Regions from separate parts of the Homo sapiens genome. Here region 2 is linked to region 1. A link is a contact called in ENCODE Hi-C or POLR2A ChIA-PET data. All regions are on one chromosome and are shown on one strand. The core of a region is the stretch at or near the end of the contact, and the rest is flanking DNA. Distances in the headings are between cores, read along the strand shown. Region 1 holds the start of PCYOX1 (prenylcysteine oxidase 1). Region 2 holds the start of ADD2 (adducin 2).

Region 1 (2,731 bases), core at 141-2,640:
ATGGATGACAGAACCTCCTGCCTCGTATTCTTGCCCCTGCACCATCATGGTAGCCAGGCGGCCCCCGACCTCTTCTCTTTCAAACAGGTCTATCTTCACATCTTTCCCAAATTTCTGCCGCAGGTAATAGGCTGCTGAAGTGCCACCAATTCCGGCTCCAATAATCGCTATGAGGGAAAAAAACAGAAGATTATATTTTCCCCTTTTACCAGCTCTGTGAGTTGTTTTGTTTTTGAAAGACCATCAATAGCAGAGGTTGTTACTCAAAGCTATTACCAACAATTTGGTGGGGGAAGAGTGACACCTGCAGCGAAGGTCTAACTCCCTGAATCTGGACAGACACTGTTCCCAGACAAAAGCAGTAGATTAATTAACATATTGACATTAACTCGATTTTTTTTCCAGATGCCCAAAGATTCTCACAGGTCTTTATGGAGGAACCAAGGGGCCTGCACACCCTTCCAGATGCCCAACTCACGGGCACATTAGAGGTGGACCTTTCCAGCACGCATTTTTAATAAAGTGACGGCCATTTATGCCTAGCTTTGTTGTGTCTAGATTCAATGTAGATAGGTTAATGATACCGAAGAACACAACTTTAAAGGGGGGCGGGAGGGAGACAGGAAGCAAAGAGCCAAGGCTCCTGACACTGGAGCTCTTGACAGTGGAAAGAGAACAGATTCTTTCTGCAGCTGTGTTAGTCCTAGGCGGAGAAACTGTGCAAGCCAAGGGCCTCTGAGAGCAGGCCGACCTCAGCAAAGCGGAGCTGGGGGAAGGCGGTTCAGCCTCCCAAGGGAAGCAGGCAGGGTCAACTTGTTTGCACTCCTCCCTGTGCTGTGCCTGCGTGAGCCTGTTAATCTGGCCGGGCGCCCCAGGTCAAGCCAGAACACTGGAGTCTTCACGGTCAGTGTTCAACGGGAAGATAGAGAAACCTAGGCCTCCCCGGAGCCCCACACCTAAGAGACAGGGGCTACAGGTACGCTAGGCGCCTGCCTGCCCGCCCGCCCCTGTCCCCGTCCACGCCCATTCCTCAAGTGGGCACCTCTCCACGCCTGGGAATGCACAGTCCTATTCCGACCAGAGCTGAAAGCCGCCCTGAAGTGTGAATGGGGGAAAGCGCGACCTGCGCAGCTGGCTCGGCCTGCACCGCTGGACTGCGTCGCGGCTGTGGGATCTGGGCGCACTGCGCAGCGGCCGCCCGGCGCGGGGCGCGCTCCAGCACCTTCCCGCGCCGCCCCCTTCTCGCCTACCGATTTTATCTGGCGGAGCACGCAGCTCGGCGCCCTCGGGGCATCCGCAGCTGCACAGCAACAGCCACAACCCCAGCAGCGAGGAGACGAGCTCCGCGACGACGCGCCCCATGGCCTCCACAAGCTCTGCAGCTGGCCTCAAGAGCCCCGCAGTCCTCCCACCGCTGCGCGGCTGCGCGCTCCGCCCAGCCCCGCCCCCAGGCCGCCCAGCCCCTGCGAGCCCCGCCCAGGTCCTGCGAGCCCCGCCCCGACCTCGCCCCGCCGGTCCTCTCAACCCTGCAGGAGCTCCCCACTCTGGGCCACTCAGTGCCCTAAGCACATCCTGCCGCCTCGAAGCCCACCCTCCTTCAGAAGACATCGAAGGCAGAAGCTGGCCGGGCGCGGTGGCTCAAGCCTGTAATCCCAGCACTTTGGGAGGCCGAGGTGGGTGGATCATGAGGTCAGGAGATCGAGACCATCCTGGCTAACACGGTGAAACCCCGTCTCTACTAAAAATACAAAAATTTAGCTCGGCATAGTGGCGGGCGCCTGTAGTCCCAGCTACTCGGGAGGCTGAGGCAGGAGAATGGCGTGAACCCGGGAGGCGGAGCTTGCAGTGAGCCGAGATTGCGCCACTGCACTCCAGCCTGGGAGACAGAGCCAGACTCCGTCTCAAAAAAAAAAAAAAAAAAAAAAAGGCAGAAGCTGAGGCTCGCCTCAGCTCTCCTCCTCCTTCCCTATCTATTTGGGTGAAGCACCTTAGTTCTTCACTAGTACCCTCTTCTGTTCCCTCCGTCGCTCCTCTCAAAGAATGCGCACAGCTAATCGCTGCCAGAAACAGACCAAAGGGACAACAGTACTTACTGAGTGATCACCCTGTTGCGAGAACTGTAAGGTTCTCCGTGAATGGGTAAATGGTGCTAACTGTAAAGAAAAATGAGGGAGACTGAGGATGGGGTGGCCCAAGGTGAAGGGGGTGTAATAGTAGTAACAGACATGAATAAAAGTAGTGTACCTGTAAGGACACCAGAATGTGCCACCCCAAAATACGCCTCTTTAGCCTAAGGATTATTTCAAGCCGAAGACAATTGAGAAGATGTAGATACGATGTAGATACGTGGGTGGAAAGTTCTCCGCCTTCCCCATTTGCCTAAAAGCAGGACATAAATTTTATTTTTTTAACAATTTTTAAATATATTGCATTTTATTACATAAAAGTAAAATTAGTAAAATAATATAATTTGATATACTTTATAATTTATAATTTCTCTCAGTATAATGTAGAAAAGTATTACTCTGAACACTTACTTTTTTTTTTTTTTTTTGAGACGGAGTCTCGCTCTGTTGCCCAGTCTGGAGTGCAGTGGTGCGATCTCAGCTCACTGCAAACTCTACGTCCCGGGTTCAAGCAATTCTTCTGCCTCAGCCTGTAGCTGGGACTACAGGCACCCGCCACCGTGCCTGGCTAATTTTGTGTATTTTTAGTAGAGACGAGGTTTCAG
Region 2 (2,700 bases), core at 170-2,669, 510 kb before region 1:
CTTGTGTGGCTGAGCCTGTTGTAATTCTTCTAGCAGGTTTTGACAGGAGAATGGGGAGAAGTCTTGTGGACTCGGTGATTCTGAATGAGAATGAGTGAGAAGCTCTGAGTGTGGAAGGAGGGTGCAGGGACCAGGTATGCATGTATGTTTCTTGGAAGGGGGGCTGAAGCAGAAAGACAAGTTTATCCTGGCATCTAGGGTTGTCGTTAGCATTTTCTTTTCTAAATCAGTAGTAGCTCTCAGAGTGGTGTTTCTAAAGTGTTAGTGTGCAAAGGAATCACTAGGGCTGCTTGTTAAAATTACCAATCCTGAGCCTACCTCCAGAGATTCTGGTTCCACAGCAGCACTGTGGTGGGGGCCAGTGACTTTTGTGGGGGTGTCTGAGGGCTGTGGTGCCCCAGAACCTGGAAGGGCAGAGGGGCCATGATCAGGTTTCAGATCAGTGGCCAGAGGCTTTTCTGGAAGCTGTACATTTTCACAAGCACATTTTCAAAAGCCCTTGGAGAGGATGTTGATTGAGGGGAGTTTTGGGGACTGGTGGAGATTATGGGGGTGAAAAGTCCAGAGCTATCTCTTAACACCCCTACTCTCTGAGGGCCAGGCCTTGAAAGTATTGGAAATGGGAGGTGCCTTAGGTACACTGTCATTTTACAGAGGAAGACAACGAGGCCCAGAGAGGTTAAGTGGGTTGATTAAGGTCTCACAGCTAGTTAAGAGCAGCTCTGAGACGGCAACCGAAGTATTCTGGTTCCCTATCCAGTTCCCCACTCACTACACACCTGTTCCTTCTGGGGCGGGAGACCTGAGGAAGGAAAGGAGTGAGAGGAGAATGTAGTGAGAGTTGGAGAGCGTTGGGTCCACAGCCCCCAAGGGCAGGGCCACAACAAAAATGTTGTCCTGGTTGAAAAGGAGTGAGAATCAGGACAGGGAGAATTTTGGTTTGGAATTCAGTCAAACAATTGCTATTAAAATCACTAATAGAATTATCTTCCGAAGGCTAGCTGTCCTTTCCAGACGAAAAGAAATATTCCAAGTCTAAGACTTTTGCTTTCTTCCTTCCAGGGAGAATACATTCCCCCAAGGGAGCTCTGTTTCAGATTTTCTCCCTAGTAACAGACTCCCCTGCTTAGCTCTGGCCATCCCGGGTAGTGAGTGGTGCGGGGCGGGGGTGGAAGGGGGCTGGAAGCCTGGCTAGGGGGGTCTGCGGCGGCGCGGGCGGGGGCGCTGCGGGGAGGAGGGGGGCGCTGCGGGGCGGTAGTGGGGGTGCTGCGGGGCGAGGCCGCTGCGGGGCGGTGGGGGGCGCTGCGGGCGGGGGCACTGCAGCACCGCGGCCCTCGGGCGGCCGGCGCGGCCTGCTGGAGGGGGCGCTGTGGGCACCGCGCAGCGGCCTTTTGTCAGCGCGCAGGGCCAGGAGAGCTCTCATTTCCTCCCAGCCTCGTGCGGGAAATGGCTTTAATTCTGACGGCAGGGCTGTGAGGGACTAGCGGGAACCCGAGCCTTTTGTCAAGGAACTGCGGCGTCGGTGGCCAGTCATCCCCGCCGCCGCGGAGCCGCTGCACTGCTGGGGGATCTCCCAGCAGCTCTGACGAGCGCGGGCTGCAGCATGGGCAGAAAACGCTGCCCTGCAGATTAGCTGGGTGGATTTTTTAAGCGCACCCCACCCCCCAAACCCATAAAATAACAAAACCAACCCGCAGTGGCCGACCGGAGATAGCTAAGATGCCGCGCAGGAGGTAAGGGTCTGGGGAGCGGGCCTGGTGGGCTGCCTGGGGTCGCTGGTCTCCTGGCGCGGAGACCCTGGCATCCCTCGGCCGGGCGGGAGCCGCTTGGCCCAGGTGGGGCGCGTCTGTTGCCGAGCGCGTCGGTGCTGCAGCCCTGGCCGGCAGCGGTGTGTTTTGCGCCTAAAGGTTTCTGGTGATGATGTAGCATCCGAGGCTCTTAGGAAATCGGGGCTGCAAGCACTGGCCCCTGCTTGGGGATGGTGGGACCCTCGCCCGGAGCGTAACGCCTGACAGGTGGGGCTTTCTTTTGGGTCCGAATGGAGGGGCGGCAAGCCTCGCCTCGCCTAGCCGGGCGGGGCCGCTCCTCCCCTCCCCTCCCTCCCCTCCCCTCTCTTTCCTTCCCGCTCGGCCGCCGCCCTCCGGGGTAGCGGTGCGAGGCGGGCTTGGCGGGGCTGGGCGCGTCCCCCGGGGCCTCGCGATCGCTGGCTGCGCGGCGCTCAGCCGCAGTGGCCGGCCGAGCAGGTGCGGCGTCGGCAGCCGCCTACATTGAGATCGGGGCAACCGGCACGTGAGCGGGCCTCGTGGGTTTTGATTTTATGCGGCTCCACCACTTTGGAGGGAAAAATCCCACTGTACCCGAGGGGGTCTTGCCAGTCTGTTTCTTCCATCTTCCCTCTCCTCTCCCTGCCTCCCCTCCCTTTCTGCAGCCGGGGCGGAGGCCATCCCCGGTCCCGGAGGCGGGAGTCGGTGTCTGCTTATTTTTAAATCACACCACAGCCTACCTGGTGTTGGGGGGAAGGGAGGGAGGGGCAGACTGCTTTAGGATGCAGATCAGGCTCTCGGGTCTGGCCTATTGTCTTGCCTTTTCTCTTCCTTCCTTTTCTCACCCCTAATCTCCATCTCTTGCCCAAAACTAAAAATAGAAAATAGGAAATAGAAATAGAAAATAAAAAAGCAAGCTCCAGCCCACACCCTATCA

Evidence for each region. A loop is a pair of places that touch in the nucleus more often than their neighbours do. ChIA-PET counts read pairs that join two places held with the same protein, here RNA polymerase II (POLR2A). Pooled maps may share reads with other maps.
Region 2: a loop to region 1 is called in a pooled map, with 2.6 times the contacts of the local background. The contact joins the promoter of ADD2 here to the promoter of PCYOX1 in region 1. A Hi-C loop is called at or near these places in 2 of 50 pooled maps. POLR2A ChIA-PET finds 5 or more read pairs at or near these places in 2 of 52 experiments (HEK293 and WTC11).

The regions. Positions count from the first base shown.
Region 1 is chr2:70,256,796-70,259,526 of GRCh38, reverse strand. It overlaps PCYOX1 (prenylcysteine oxidase 1), which reads right to left and starts at 1,390. Exons shown (of 6, transcript NM_016297.4): 1 at 1,251-1,390; 2 at 1-167. The coding sequence starts at 1,362. RefSeq lists silencers at 1,025-1,134, 1,405-1,534.
Region 2 is chr2:70,766,919-70,769,618 of GRCh38, reverse strand. It overlaps ADD2 (adducin 2), which reads left to right and starts at 1,419. Exons shown (of 16, transcript NM_001617.4): 1 at 1,419-1,733. RefSeq lists enhancers at 179-743, 1,153-1,718, 1,719-2,284.